Linked DNA regions of Homo sapiens: regions 2, 3 and 4 are each linked to region 1. A link is an interaction called in ENCODE POLR2A ChIA-PET data of the cell type or tissue named here. Cell type or tissue: CD4-positive, alpha-beta T cell. All regions are shown on one strand.

The links. Peaks named below come from ENCODE experiments on the same cell type or tissue, not always from the same donor. Only the 100,000 strongest peaks of a DNase experiment are listed, where the experiment ranks them.
Region 2: POLR2A ChIA-PET joins it to region 1 with 5 read pairs; 2 of 35 experiments call an interaction of 5 or more read pairs at or near these places.
Region 3: POLR2A ChIA-PET joins it to region 1 with 6 read pairs; 2 of 35 experiments call an interaction of 5 or more read pairs at or near these places.
Region 4: POLR2A ChIA-PET joins it to region 1 with 5 read pairs; 1 of 35 experiments calls an interaction of 5 or more read pairs at or near these places.

Annotation. Positions count from the first base shown.
Region 1 is chr1:67,170,320-67,174,319 of GRCh38, forward strand. All of the region lies in intron 3 of IL23R (interleukin 23 receptor), which reads left to right. Among named protein-coding and RNA genes, the nearest start is that of IL23R, 5.9 kb to the left of the region's middle. In CD4-positive, alpha-beta T cell, no CTCF peak of the experiment used is centred here; DNase peaks (open chromatin) are centred at 722 and 1,892; H3K4me3 peaks cover 652 bases; H3K27ac peaks cover 626 bases.
Region 2 is chr1:66,986,550-66,990,549 of GRCh38, forward strand. It overlaps MIER1 (MIER1 transcriptional regulator), which reads left to right. Exons shown (of 14, transcript NM_001077700.3): 14 at 1-2,070. It also overlaps a transcript of SLC35D1 not described here. Among named protein-coding and RNA genes, the nearest start is that of MIER1, 64 kb to the left of the region's middle. In CD4-positive, alpha-beta T cell, no CTCF peak of the experiment used is centred here; no DNase peak of the experiment used is centred here.
Region 3 is chr1:66,994,088-66,998,087 of GRCh38, forward strand. It overlaps a transcript of SLC35D1 not described here. Among named protein-coding and RNA genes, the nearest start is that of SLC35D1, 58 kb to the right of the region's middle. In CD4-positive, alpha-beta T cell, a CTCF peak has its summit at 2,128 (motif pointing right); a DNase peak (open chromatin) is centred at 2,144.
Region 4 is chr1:66,767,998-66,771,997 of GRCh38, forward strand. DYNLT5 (dynein light chain Tctex-type family member 5) reads left to right here. Exons shown (of 5, transcript NM_152665.3): 3 at 2,390-2,481. Among named protein-coding and RNA genes, the nearest start is that of DYNLT5, 18 kb to the left of the region's middle. In CD4-positive, alpha-beta T cell, no CTCF peak of the experiment used is centred here; a DNase peak (open chromatin) is centred at 1,754; H3K4me3 peaks cover 820 bases; H3K27ac peaks cover 733 bases.

The DNA.
Region 1 (4,000 bases):
TAAAACATAGGGAGAGTCTCCTACAGTCCTCTGTTCCTAATCTCACTATTCCAATTTAGAATCACTGTGTTTGTTATTGTAACTATTAATTTTTTTCTTTTTCTTAAAACCCACCTTGAAGGGAATAATTATTAATTTATTTAAAAGCTTAGTCAAGTCAATCTTAAAAATATACGCTAAATTCAATGTGTGCTCTGAGTGTCCTGGAGGTGTTTAAATCACTATAGTGATATGGGCTGGCTCGTATAATTATATACCTAGTTTGGGTTCTACTATTATGAAGGGTGTAAATCAATAAGTTCAGCACTGTTTTAACTCAGATATTCATTCTCTATAGCACTTGAACCCATTTTCAGTAAAAAAATAAAGGAATTTGTGTCTTTGCCATGTTCCCGTCCTCCACATTTTTGAGAATCAAGCCTCAGTTCTTGCTTCTTCTTCACCTTTACAACTTAGCTGGGGGGCAGACCCATATCACCACTACCACCTGACCCCATTGTGGCTGCTTGGAAAGTAAGAGGCTTCCTTGCTCTATAATGAGGCCATTGTCCTACTTAACTCTGAGCAGCTGATCTTGCAAGCTTTTCAAGAGAAGGAACTATAGAAAGTTGTAGAGGTGAGTTGAGGAAGGAAAGTCATAGGTTTTGGAGTCAAAGAATAAATCTACCTTAAACTGATGCCTTAAAGCTGCTAAACTTGCCCTAAATTGTGGAAATTAAACCGCAGGCAGACATCTTATCTGATGTAAGAAATCTTCTTAGCTTGTCCACATCCTCAGGAAACATAACCAAACCTCAATGCCCAAATACTTTACTATTTATCCTTTGGGGGTGGGAGTTGGGTAGAGAGACTATACAATTTCTTTGGAGGGCAAATAAGCAACTTTCACAGTTACAGAAAAAGCTTAGTTGTTAATTTAAGCCAGAGGAAAAAAAAGGAAGCAAAATAAACATTGTCTCTGTTAAAAAACAAAATTTCAGCAAATTTAGTTTTTAGATCTGATAGGTTTTTATGTGTGATTCATGAATCGGCAGCATCTCTTTCTAAAAAACTGATATGTGCTCTGAGTGTCCTGGAGGTGTTTAAGTTACTATAGTGATATGGGCTGGCTTGTATAATTATATACTTAGTTTTGGCTCTACTATTCTAACAGAACAGTTGGTTTTTGTAAGGTAGGAACAAGAAATAGAAATTTTTATAAAAACTACCAGATTGGTTAACATTGTTACTTCAGGTTATTTTCCTTGTAATGGTTAAAGCAGAGGGGATTTCCTTATCATCCCTGCTCAGGTTGACTGGGCTCTTTCTACGTGGTTGCTGTGAATTTTCTGTTTTCAGGAAAAACTAGTCTGTGGGAGTTTTACCTGCTTCCTTAAAGTTTCAGCTTGGTTATATGTCACTTAACAGGAGTGACTTCATTTTGGTTTGGTATGTGGGGGCCTAGTGCAGGAGCTCAGTCCAAAACAATGGTCTCCTATACATTTTATTTAACACCACCTTCCGTGTGTTGCAGTTTGTATAACTGATTACTCCCAAAAGCCCTCCCAAGTGTTGGCTGGGGGGCCTCTGTCCCCAAACCCAACACCAGGCAATGTAGAAGGTAAGAGAATGGACTTTGTTCCTCTTCCAGGACAGCCTAATAGAAATACATTCTCTGCCGATGGCTGCTTAGAAAGAACATCACTCTTTCCACTTATTTAACTTTTGAGTTTGTGAATTGTAACTCCTTACATAGGCCTCTGGTTATGAGTGTAAAAATGTAACTGCCAGGTGAGAATTTACTCAAACCCCTGGATTCAAGCTGAATGTCTTCTTGAGCTCTACATTCTTAGCAAACAAAACTTCCTATTTAAGTAGGTCAAAAAAGGGTTTTTGAGGGTTTTGTGGCATTCTAGAAATCACATTGCTTTCACTGGACCACTTTGATCACAGGATATTTGTCATGTGAGATTTATTATGTCAACTTATCATCACTGCTTTGAACAAAATGATTATATGTATTTTTTTAGACTAGAGACAAATTGTAAAAGACAAGATAAATGAGTCATTGCTTTCCTTGAAAAGCTATCCAAATATATTTTAAAGTGCTGTGCTTTAATGTATAATTTGTGAAATATAAACCATATTATCACAATTTCCATTTTTAGCCACAATCCTAGACACTTCTTAGATTCTTATCTAAGACTAAATGCACACATATTATGGGAAATTTGTTCTAATCAGGCCACACCAATCATGGGATAAAATACAAGATGTCTTTATTCATTTAAAAATACCAAATTAAACCATGCACAGTCATGTTTCCACTTAATCATTTGTTTAAAATTTTAAATATCTTTGACTTTTTAAATTTTAACTTTTGGACTTTATTTACAATGATGAAAGCACATTTGTTATTCAATAAAAGCCTCTGAATATTTGTTTCTAACATTGCTATTAAGTATGATTACGGAACAATTAGGCTGGCCTGTGCCCTGCTTGAGTAAGAAATTATAGAGTGATCTTTGCCAGAAGCATTGCATCTCTCTCCATTTTAATCCTTCATGTTATTATCTTAATCAAGCCAATCAATTCATGGAATAAACTTTATTGAGTGGTTACTATGCACCAAAAATGTGTTAAATGCTAGAAGTACAAAGAAGAGGAAATCACGGACTGTTTTCAAGAAGTTCTCAGTAGAAAGGGATCCTTGGCTAGACTCTGAATTAACAAGAAACCTGGCCTGTGATTCCTGAGTGTCCCAATAATAGGGGAGGGGTGGGATTGGCAAGAAAGAGCAAAAACATAAGCCCCCTTTTGTATACCTCAGAGTATTCTCTAGTATCTAGTTGTATAGCCAGGTTTTGTTCTTGGATATTGAATAACCTGGCAATGAGGCCTAACAACAACTTGATGTTATTATCATAAGCATACTCACAGGCCCATCTTTACATTGCTTCATGTTAACAAACACTTATTTGCATGTGTGTGTATAGTCATCTTTTTGATCTTTTGCAAAGTTAATTGACCACCAGACATTTGTAACCCCAAGAATTCACTTCATGTAGATGCCGTGGAGTAACACAGCCCAAACAATCTGATAGCCAAATCAATGGCACTCTGTATCTGAAACCAGAGGAAAAAATAACTTCAGCACAAATCATTGTAATCAATGAGGGACCACAACTCAAACTCCAAAATGATTTAAATTTATGTTTCCACACCTACTTCATTTAAGGCTCAATTAAAACAAAGATTTATTTTACCCTACTTGGAGCCCAGTTTCTCTCCATTGTAACTCAATGCTACAAGTCGCCAAAATGTTGTAAAGTACTTTTTAGTGTGTTCTTACTGTTTGAATATAGGTTTTTTTAAAAGGATATTAGACCTTCGATATATGAAAATAGTTTTTTAATTATAAAATCAAATTGCATTGAATATAGAGAGTTTTTAAAATGTAGACCAGCAAAAAAGAAATACCTATCATTCCCATAAAACCATAACTTTACTAGTAACCATAATCCCTCTTTAATAATTTGGAATATGTCTTTGAAATTTCAGACCCTCTCTTTCTCAGTCTCTCACTTAAATGAAACCACTAATTGAACCATTTTGCAACCTGCTTTTTTCACTTTGCCATATGATCATGACTTCACTACATATACTTTTAATTCCTTCCAAAGGCCAAGTACTTAAACTGTCTTCTTCAACATTGCTTTTGGATGTGTTTAGGACTGTATTATAGTTTATTTAACCTTATTTTGGAAAATTAAGTTTGTTTACAATTTTTTCATTGTTATGAACAATAAGGGAACATCCTTTAAGCCAAATATTTTATATATCTATGAACATTTCAATAAGGATGCATTCTTAGATGTATAATTGCTGAGTTGCAAAATATTACACCTGCTTTTACAGATTGTGATATGTAAAGTGCTCTCCATAAAGGCTGTACCAATTTGTACTTCCACCAGAAGTGTGTTAGAGGATTTCCATGAGTCCACTCCAACACTGTGTACTA
Region 2 (4,000 bases), 180 kb before region 1:
TCAGGCCTTACCCCCATGAAGTATTACTGTTAACATATGTTCGGACTGCTTCCCTTCACCAATGTGAACAACTTTTTTTCCCAAACAGTGTTAAAAGCCACTTTGCAACACTTGACTTCATCTTAATGTACATTCACTGTTGTTACATACATATCTAAGTAAATCAAAGTTTTGGGTGGAAGTGTTGAGAAGTATGAGTTTTTTGTTGTTTTTGTTTTACTTAAAACTTTTAATTTATCCAGAATGGCAGTAGCTTTAGCAAGCAGATGGTCACAATCTGTTTTCTAAATCATTTTTTATTAAATGAATCCAAAGTATCCTAGCTCTTTGTCAAAGATGGTCTGTAGAAATGTTTTTAAAGATTAGGGATGCTGTACTTTTTGAATTGTTGCAGTGTTGGAGATGCCATTTTCACCTTTTTAAAAAGATGCATTTTATTTGCAGGTTTGTGAAGTTCTTGCAAACTCTTACTACAGAAATGTTTTAAATACATTCTCAGGCATGTTTGCAAAAATATGGCACATGTATACATTTTAGGAAATGTTACTTTTGTTAATCTTTAAAAAATACACCTAATGAAAGACATTCCACTATTATGCGTAATGCTCAGCTTTTTGTAAAGAAATATTTAATTGTATTTTGTGTTTATACAGGTATTTCACACAATAATTTGTTCTTAATGCAGCCACTATAACTTGATAAGTCATTGCACTATTTAAAAAGTTTTAGTAATATCATGAATTTAATTTGCTTAAGATTTAGTACATTTCAGAACTTTTGAACTTTTGACAAATTGCATTGGAAAAAGAAGTCTGTTAATAGTGATTTAGTCTCCCCGCCTCATTCCCACCCCCAACAAAGCACTATCATTTTCATTTGGAATGGGTATTTTCTGTTTCATGATGTATTTTCAAATAGAGTTCAGGATCTGCAATTCAGTTCAACACAAGTTTGTTGAGCTTTAAAATGTATTTGAAGTAATATTTAAATAGGCATTTAAAATTTCAAATTAGATGTTAAATTTATGCATAGTAATTTTGCACTGTAAAATAATTCCCTTCTCCCATTCCTTGTCTGCCATTCTGAATATGCTTATTAAAATATTTTTTTAAACATATTTGCCTACATAATACTGTGTGAATATTTTCATTAGATTAATTCACTAAGATTTTATTAGAGATTGTTTGAATGATGCATGTTATTGACAAGGCAAATATATATATATACACAGTCTGTTTCTTCTATTCCTAGACATATTGCACTACTTTTTCAGTGGTTCTTGGTCCCCTTTACCACATCTTGGGTGATGTATTTTTGTCTTCTTCCCCTTTGCCACAAGAGATCCTTTCAGTCCCTAGACCTCCATTCACTCTGTTTCTCTTCTGCTGGATTATATAATTTAAAAATAATGTGTTCCCGTATTTTGTAGTGGAGTTCATATCACATTATGTTTTGCAAAATAAAACTTGTTTTGTCACAATATTTTCTTTGCTATCGATGGATAATTAGGAGTGGGCACTTGGAATAACTGAGGGCTGGTGAATATAATAGGCAATATTTACATGGGGTGTGTAACTAAATACCAAATCAGATAGTAAGGTTTTCCCAACTATAATCCATATTCATGAAAAATGCCAGTGTGGAAAACCATGTAACATACAGAAGAACAGGAGTTTCCAAATTTTAACCTTTTATTCTAAAAATGACTCTCTTCTCTCAAAATGACTTTTTCTGTATCACATAATTCTACTGATACAACTTTTTACCGTAAAAATTAACTCTCTTCTTTAATATCAAGTTCATCCTTTGCAGAATCTTAAAGGGTTTTCCACACATCCATCCACCCACTTACAGACTGATTTCATGTATCTGAATATCTGATTAACCTTTCTTTTCTAATACCAGTTTTCCATAAACTCTTGTCATGTACCCTTAGTATTGTGCTGATCTTTTGCCAACTATACGGACGTGGAGTTTTTCCTTTTCAGAATATGATTATTTTCAATTTGTCTTTAGTTAGTATAAAGAATTATAGAATGTATAATGTAATTAAAATGTCATTTTGCTTGCTCTTGAGTAAGAAGTAATTTGAACACACTTTTAAAGGCTACTTATTCTGTGAAGAATATTGAAGAATTGCCATGTAAACGAGATGAGATGGATTCTAATTGTCCAAATTGATGGTGACAGTTTCACATTTAAATGTCAATGATGACAAGCTTTCATTATGTTTCCATATACTCTAATATCCAGCAAATATTTCGGCCTATACTTGTACCAGGTACTATGCTTGCTTGGCTTGTGGCTTCAGAGATGCGGCATGCCCTGTTCTTCAAGAAGGCAGCAAAGTGTTAATGGTAGAAAAGTAAAGTGTATTCTGAGTACAGAGACAGCAAAAAGAGGAATAGGCACGATCTCAAGAAAATGAGTTTACCTTCCTCTTTGCCATGTAAGTCTAGCTAAATATTTTTCTTTTGTCAAACTTCGTATTTGCTGGAAATTAACCAACATGAAATGCATGATTTTCCCTAAGAAATTTTGTCTTTTAAAAAAAAAATTTCCTGCAGAGCTGGTTCTACCATAACAGCAGCTGTGGATTATTTAGGACTCATCCCTTTTTTCTTGTCATTCACTGTTCCATGAGCACTACTATTTATTAGGTGGAGAATCGCCTGATTTTCTGAAGTTTGGAAGAGAGGACGCCTAATGCAAATTTGGCCTGGTTATAGAACATTCACTTTTTGGTATTCTCATCGTTGTTAACATGAATGGTTGACTGAATGTAGAGCTGGCTGTGTTGTTCTGCACACTGACTGGAATTTGTAGAGTTCAGGTAGTTCTAAAATAAATGGTTTCACTCAGCAAAGTTAGATGATCCCTGAAATTGACTTTGGATTAATATGAGGAATATATAAACTTCTAAAAAATTATTTGAGACGGTCTCAGTTGGCTGCGTAGGCTGGAGTGCAGTGGCAAGATCATGGCTCACTGCAGCCTTGACCTCCTTGGGCGCAGGTAATCCTCCCACCTCAGCCTCCTGAGTGGCTGGGTTTACAGTTGTGCACCACCATGCTCAGCTAATTTTTTTTATTATTTGTAGAGGTGAGGTCTCACTATGTTGCCCCGGCCACTCTGGAAATCCTGGGCTCGAGTGATCCTCCCGCCTCAGCCTCCCAGTGTTGGGATTACAGGCGTGAGCCACCATGTCTGAGCTTAAACATTTTTAAAAAGAAAACATACGGGCCTTAAATTGGGGGTGGTTTCTTCCAGAAACAAGATCAGGTAGAGAACTGCATCAGAATAGATTGATCTGAGCCACTTTAAATTCTTGACCAGAAAATCTAGATTTAGGTTAAGAGCTTGTTCCCAAGAGGGGCTTTTCAAATTCCTTAGTCTACTCTTGTCACCAGCTGTGCTTTAGCTGAGTGAACATGAGAAACTAGTTCTGCTTAGGAGCTAATAGTGGTGCCAGTCATTCTAAGTGTATCCTTTTTTATTATTTTTGAAAGGTACTCCCTTAATCCCCTCTAAGCACATATTTGTACATGACAGAAATTTACTTGGGTGGCTGGTGGTTTTGAGCTTTCAAACATCCTGAATTATAAGCTTTATGAACTGCTCTGCTGTGTGGCCTCCTTTGTTGTCTTATGCATTTGCCTCTAGTGTTTAGTAGACAAATGTTTGCATTTAAAAAACACACCATGAACATACGTGGACTACATCTGCAATTTTTCTTTTTTCCGGAGACAACGTCTTGCTCTGTTGCCCATGCTGGAGTGCAGTGGTATGATCACTGCTCACTGCAGCCTCAACCTCTCTGACTGAAGGGAATCCTCCCACCTCAGCCTCCCAAGTGGCTGGGACAGGTGTGCGCCACCACGCCCTAATTTTTATTTTTTTGTAGACAGGGTTTTGCTGTGTTGCCAGGGCTAGTCTCAAACTCCTGGGTTCAAGCAATCCGCCTGCCCCAGCCTCCCAAAGTGTTGGGATTACAGGTGTG
Region 3 (4,000 bases), 180 kb before region 1:
CATGCTTAGATGTTCATTAGGTCATGGGATGGCCATGTCCAGCACTGGACTCTCAGCCCTAGCACAGGTGGGCCATGAGCCCTTCGGGAAAGGTTCCGTTCACCTGACGACTCCGGTGAGATGATTAGTTTCACCGTCAGTGTCACATGGCCATCTTAAGTCTACTTTGTCACTATTAGCGCTGCAGCACCCTGAGAACTGCCAGTTTGATCCAGAGAGAAGCTGAACTCATAATTCTGATGGCTGATGAAAACAATAAGATATTAAGAAATCCAGGCCAGGCACAGTGGCTCATGCCTGTAATCCTAGCAGTCTGGGAGGCCGAGGCGGGTGATCACTTGAGGTCAGGAGTTCGAGACCAGCCTGGCCAACATGATGAAACCCTGTCTCTACTAAAAATACAAAAACTAGCCAGACGTGGTGGCACAAGCCTGTAGCCCCAGCTCCTCGGGAGGCTGAGGCAAGAGAATCACTTGAACTCGGGAGGCAGAGGTTGCAGTGAGCCGAGATCGCGCCACTGCACTCCAGCCTGGGCGACAGAGCGAGACTCTGTCTCAAAAAGAAAAAAAAAAGAAAAAAAATCCAAAGTGATAATGGGTGAAGTCTATTCAGCATCCTACAGTGGATTATTAAATTTTTAAATCTTAGTTGAGGAAACAGGTGTTTCAAATAATGTTCTGGAAACTATCAGGAAACCTGTTTTCAATATAGGCCTCAAGTTTTAATTAAGTATTTAAGGTGGTTTCTTGAAAATAATTAAATAAAATGCTTAATTAAAAAAATGTTCCCAAAGTTAAAATGGTCTCCTGAAGACACACATTTAGGCAAAAAAAGAAAAAAAAAAAAAAAGAAGAAACAACTTTAAAAAAAAGAGAAACAGTCTTATCACCTGTTAATTATAATTCCTAAAATAACTCAAATCCCTTTTCTTTTCTATGTAAAAAGAAACAACTGTACTTTAGGACCTCATCATTCTCACTAGCACAACAGCCTGCTCTATCTGATGCATTCACCTCCAGTTCTGCCCTTCCGTGATCCCCACCTGACAGTCATCCACGCAGCAATCCCAGTGATCCTGTCATAGTGCAAATCTCATCTGTAGTAGTTCAACTTAGTCACGCTGGTAGCCAGTGGGCTAAGTCTAGCTGGCAGATTTTTTGTTTTATTTCAATGCCTTTGAGCAGGTATGTACCCCAAGCCCCACCATTCACTCTAGGCATTCACACCTGGCCCCTGTGAGACATCTGAATTTGCCAACCTCTGACCTACAGTATACAATCCAAATACTGCAGCTGGTGTGATCTTTCTAAAACGCAAATGAGGCCATGCTTCTGCCCTGCTACGCTAAAAAAAAAAAAAAAAAAAAAAAAAAAAAAAAAAAAAAAAAAAAAAAAACAGACCAAAACCTCTGTCTTCATAGAGCTTGAAGTGCTATGGGGATGAAATAAGGGAGAGAAGAGAACATGGTGTGGTGAGGGCAGGGGAGCCTATTTCAGATAGGCTGGTCAAGGAAGACCCACAGAGATGAGGGGACGTACTATAACGAAAGATGCACTCCAATCAAGGAGTGGGACAGAGGCCCTAGAAGGTGGGTGGGCTGTCCCCGCCAGTATTTTCTCAGGCAAATCCTAGTTGTTTTTCAGGAATCAGCTCAAATGCCATTTCTCCAAGGAAACCTTTCCTACCATTCCCAGGTGGAATGAAATTCCTCCTCCCATACATTCATATGCATATCTCAGCTATACTTTCATAATTCTGTCATCATTTGTGAACATTGTCCTCAAAAATATTCACCGAAAAAAATTATCTGAAGGATAAATAGGCAGATATGATAAAGCACTCTTGATGAAACCCTCCTATTTCTTTCTCTAACAACGAGGGATGGTATATGAAATATATTCTTCAGAAAGAAAGGGGTTTTGAAATCAAAGTCCAGGTTTACATTTCTCATGTGAGTGAAGTTGGACAAATTCCTTAGCCTGGCTAAAGCCACCATTTATGCACCAGTAAAGTGCTGGAAGGACCAAATATGAGAAGGCACATTTTAGCCCGAACCCAGTGAAAACACATAGTCGGCCCTCAGTAAATACTGCTTTTCCTTCCTCTTAAACTGCTTTCCATCATTTAGCTGCCAAAAGCAGGTGTTGCCACAAGAGGGCACTTTTAGCACAGCTGGAAAAGCATAGCTGCTTTGCCTTCTCAGATTAAACCAGCCACCATCTCATGCTTAAGCTTTAAATCCACAGTGGGTGAACAATGAATGAAAAATAACATTTGACAAGTATAGAGCGGTGATGAGTTTGGTACTGCCAAGTCTATTACAGACAGACTTAAGAGAAACGAGAACCTAGCATGGTGGCGAAGAGCAAGGGTGTTTGAAGTCAGACTGATGGGGGTTTGAATGCGGGTTCCCTGACCACACCGGGCAAGTGTGCCTCTCTGAGCTTCACCTGTAGATGCCAGGCCTCTAGTAGAGGATGGGTGCTGGCCCCAGTGAACTCAGTCTGGCTTGATGGATGGATGAACCAATGTATACATAGGCCCCAAGTGATGAGAACTGTAGGAAAGAAGAATTGAAGTTACCTGGTAAATGCTGACCCACTGTGGGTACACAATGGCACTAGCTCTGTGCTTTCTCCTCTGAGCAGTGCATCATCTATAGCGTTGCCCAATACTGACAGCCTATGCTTCAAGGAAGCCAAGTGAGACAAGAAGCTATCAAAAAGATGAATTCTAACTTCAACAAATTAGAAAAAAATCAGACTCTAAGAGGGTTTTTTAAAGTTGATTAAAACACATGTGTTAAGGACAATCTCTTCAACAAATGGTGTTGGGAAAATGAAATATCCACATGCAAAAGAATGAAGTTGGACCCTTACTTTACAACATATACAGAAATTCACTCAAAATGTATTCAAGATCTAAATTTAAGACGTAAAATTATAAAACTCACATTGGATTTGGCAGCATATCTTGGATATGCCACCAAAAGCACAGGCAACAAGAGTAGAAGTAAATAACTGGACTACATACAAATTTAGAACTTTGCTGTGCATCAAAGTCAATGGATATAATCAAAGGAGTGAAAAGGTAACCTGTGGAATGACAGAAAGTATTTGCAAATAACATATCTGATAAAGGGGCTGGGCACAGCACCTTACACCTGGAATCTTAGCATTTTGGGAGACCCAGGCAGGCAGATTGCTTGAGCCCAGGAGTTTGAGACCAGCCTGGACAGCAATAGCAAAACCCCGTCTCTACAAAAAAATTAGCTGGGTGTGGTGGTATGCACCTCTACTCCGCTACTCAGGAGGCTAGGGTAGGAGAATTTCTTGAGCCCAGGAAATTGAGGCTGCAGTGAGCTGTGATCATGCCACTGCACTCCAGCCTGGGTGACAGAGTGAGACCCTGTGTTAAAAAAAAAAAAAAAAAATATATATATATATATATAACCCCTTTAGATATAGATATATCTGTGTGTGTATATATATACACACACAGATATAGAGATGTATAAAGATGTATCTGTATATATATGCAGATACCCTATATCTAAAGGGGTTAAATATGTATTTACAACATATACAGAAATCAAAAATATATTCAAGATCTAAAGACATAAAATTACAAAATTCTTAGAAAACAGGAGGAAAGCTGTTAAATATATATATATCCTTAAATATATATATTAATTTAATAATATAAATATTGTTATTTATATATTATATGTTACTGTTAAAAAAATATATATATATCTCCTTAGACATATATATCTAAGGGGGTTAAAATCCAGAATATAAAGAATTCTTACAACTAAACATCACCTCAAGCATATGAAAAGATGCTCAACATCACTAATCATTAGGAAAATACAAATCAAAACCAGAACAAGATTATCATATCACATCCATTAGGACGGCTACAATCTGAAAAACAGAAAATAACAAGTGTTGGTGAGGATGTGGAGAAACTGGAACCCTTGTGCACTCTTGGTGGGATT
Region 4 (4,000 bases), 400 kb before region 1:
TTCTGTTACCAAGGAAGAAGGAAAGAACAACTTTAGAAAGTAAATAAGAGTCCCTGACACGATGTTCATTATAATTTTCTTTATAATAGTAGAATATTGGAAATAGCCTAAAAGGCATGGATGATACATGGTTAAATGAAATCCAGAATGTGTATGTATTAAGTACTGTCTTGATATTTAAAGTATTGTTTGCTATTTATTGACATGGAAAGTTATCCATGATACATTTTAAATTTTTTTAAAGCATCTATAATATGAGCCCATATGTAAAATCAAATGTCTGAAATGATTTTTGTTAATGTTAACAGGGGTTAGAGAACAACTGAGGTTAATAATTTTTTGTAATTTTACTTTCTTCTCTATGTTTTTCTGTATGTTTTGAATTTGTAAAATGAGCATACACTGTTTATATGATTCCTATGGAAATAAAAGGGCACTGAACAAATTTATCTACAATAACTCAAAAAAAGTCAATCTGCAAAACTTTCTATTTGCACACCAATCTTCAACCAGTGGGATTTTTAAGCTGCCCTTATGACATTTACCAGTTTCATAATGATAATAATATTAAGTGCACTGATTGTCAATCTTCAGTAACTGATAGTGAAGACAGTTTATAAAAATCCTTATTTGCTTTTTTGTCTTGGAATTTTCACTCCAGCTAATTTGAGTTTTGTACCACCTCTTCTTCTCCATGAATTTTTAATATGGTGTTCAGTAGAAAAGAAATTGAGTTTTTATGAATACCTTCTGTATTATGCAAGTAAGTTTTAATTGCAGTGATTAATTATTTCATTGTCCCTATTTTCATTCTGTCTGTTATAATCATACTTGGGACTTTGTCACTAAGAGGTAAACAGGACATTTGAAATCTGTCTGCCTTTTATACATGTACATTAAGCCCTTTGCCTCATTCCCTTTATCTCTGAAATGGGTAGAATAATGAATCTTTTACTTACCTCAAAGGATATTGTGAAAGTAAAATGAGATAATTTATGGGAAATGTTTTACAAAGTTAAAAGTAGCATATATAGTAATGGAGCAGACTGACTTATCTTAGAATCAAGGGGTTTATGTAACATTGGGTTTTTTAAGCAGCAGTAATCATCTTTGGTATTGCCCACAACACCTGCAGCCAGTGTGGCCAAACAGGCTGGTTGCTACTTCAAAGGGCAGCAGTAAATTGAGGAAGGCAGGTGTTATAAGAATAAAGATTAAGTCACTCATCCAGAAATCCACCATGAAAAAAGCAGCCAGAATTTCTTCCATCATTTTCTTGGGCTGAGTGGGTAAACCCTAATTTATCATGTAAGTTGTATTGCATTAAAGGATTTTTAAAAATAGATTACCCGTGATTTTCTTAAAATATCGATTTGCAAGAAGTTCATTAATTCCAAACAGCGTAGAACTAAGTATTTTAAATTCCTTGCAAGAAAAAAGATCCCCAAAGATTAAGAGCAAATATCTATTTTTTATTTAATTAAAGCAAAAACATAGCCTGCTTAGAAAAGTGGTCACTCTGAACACACACACACACAAACACACACCCACACACACACACATGCTATTATATCCTCCCCTTTGAAATGACATCTGTCTTAAAGTTCATTTTCACAGGTGGAGAAAATTGAGGGTGCAGCATTCTGAGACTGTCATTAGTTACAGCTGAATTTCCTCTGAACTAAGTTGAATTAAGTAGTGCTGGAGAGACAGTGGGGCCTCCTCTTTGCTTGGGTCTCCTGTTTAGCACCAGGATAAGCTCATATTGCCTTGATAACGAAACCAAAACCCTTTTTCGATGTTGAAAAGGCCGATTGATGCTTATTAATGTATTATAGTTTTGGTGAATTGCGGTTTCCTCTACCACGTAGATGAGTTTCTCATTTTTCTTTTTCATACTAAAGGGATTTTGTGAACTACATATAATAGTGAACTCTTTATAATACTCCATGTGTATATAGAGTTGTCTTCCAACATTTTAAGCTTCCTCATATGTCCCCCAGCCCTGTTTGTGAGCTTTATCTACTTTGAGGAGAGGCTTTATATCAGTGGTGGAGATGCGATTGGCAATGGATTTTGAAGTATGTACTGTTACCCCATACACATACATCAACCCAGGATCGCTTTCTGGATAATTTGATGACCTGGGTAACTGCCCTGGGCTTCAGCCATCACATTGAGACCTGCTCCAAATAATTCCTCTGCATCTTAATATTTCCATCTCTAAAATGTTTTGGACTTTCAATATGCCACTAGGATATTTACATAAGACTTACTTGAAATTTTCTGAGAAAACTTCATCTTTGTAACATTTTAGCTTAAAGCAATATTGTATTTTGTTATTATTGTTATAATAATGACTAAAATTTGTTTTCTCCCTTGTTTTTAGTTCTATGAGTACTGTGTCTTATATGGAAGAACCCAGTCAGCGTGATGATATCTCTCGCCTTACAGTTCAGATGGAAAACACCTATCAGTTGGGTGTGTTCTTTTATCTCTCACTCCTATTTTAAACTTCTAAATTGGTGACTGATTCTCTTAAAAATGATATTTGATAACCTGGCATTGTCTTCAATTCTAGCACAATATAAGGGACTTTAATGAATTGAGTGATTTGATGTTGCTTTAGTTTCTTCCTCAGCAAAAAGGTAACAACACTTGCTGTCTTACTTTTCTTTACTAATGTTTCCCAAATGCCAAACAATTCACTGGGTGGCACTGATGCATACAGTATACTACTGACTTAACAAATTCACTGAGTATTTCTGGGTACATAGATATGACTTAAATGAAAGAGATAAGTATTGATATTTTATCCAACAAAACCAATCAGTGTTGTTAGGTGAAGGAAAAAAAAAAACTCAAAGCAAAGGCAAATGACTCATAGTCCCCTGTTGACAGAGACGTTTATCCATTACCACTGAGGTTTTGAGTCTTTGAAAACAAAGATCTTTGCACCTGCCGCTATACTCCCAGGTGGAGTCCGTGGCAAATATCTTTTCCCATCCATGTTTCCTCATAGACCCACTTGTTTTCTCTAAAAGCGTACCTGCCCACTATTACCTGAATTCATACATAATTACTGCTATATGGAAATTCCACAGAGATTTACCAAGGGGCAAAGAAAGACTCTATGGGCCAAGGTGATTCCATCTGTGGCCAGTTAACCCCAAGAAAATTATAGACCATCAGCCTGTCCCCTCTGGCCTTGTAGCCAGTTTTCTACAGGAGTCCCCAAGACTACATGGATTACACGGCTCCATAATTAGCCAATCTACTGGTATTTTCACAGTGCCTGTGGTGGACAGCTAATATTCCTGCCATCCAATATACTTTTATACTTCTCTGGTAACCTCACTAAATTTCCTTTGAAATTCCACCAACATCACCACTTTTGATCCTAGCATTCTAATGAAGCTGGCACTGGCTTTATAGATAGAGCAGTGACTGATTCTAGGATGGCATATAACCATGGTGAATCCAATCAAAGACTTTGAGATTAAATTCAGAAAATGTTGTTTGGCCTGTTGCAGAAGAACATAAAGCCCTGAAACTTGAAGGAATGTAGGGGCTCTGGCAGGATCTGCCACCTTGCCCTGACTTGAAACTGAGAGAAAACAACAGAATCCTGGTGTCATCATTTGAGTCCTAAATCCAATTGGCTACCCTTTAACTTTTCAGTTAGGCAAGCTAAGTTTGGGTCAGGTTTTCCCTCACTTGCAACTAAAAGTTCTTAGCCATGGGGTGTCTATGACTTTGAACTGTGCATGCTGGAAGGGTTTGAATCAGATTTGAACAAGACAGGGCCAGTGAAATGTGAATCTCTGTGTTTCTACATAAGGATATTTTTTGCAACTTGTTTTCTCAAATAAAGCATCTTATCAGTTTTAGAAGTACTGAGTATGAACCACATTAGAAAAGTAATTTTAGAAAAAGCTTAGTATAGATGAAATATACCTGTATTTTCCTACAATAGTCTATGTGAATTTTTTAATAATTA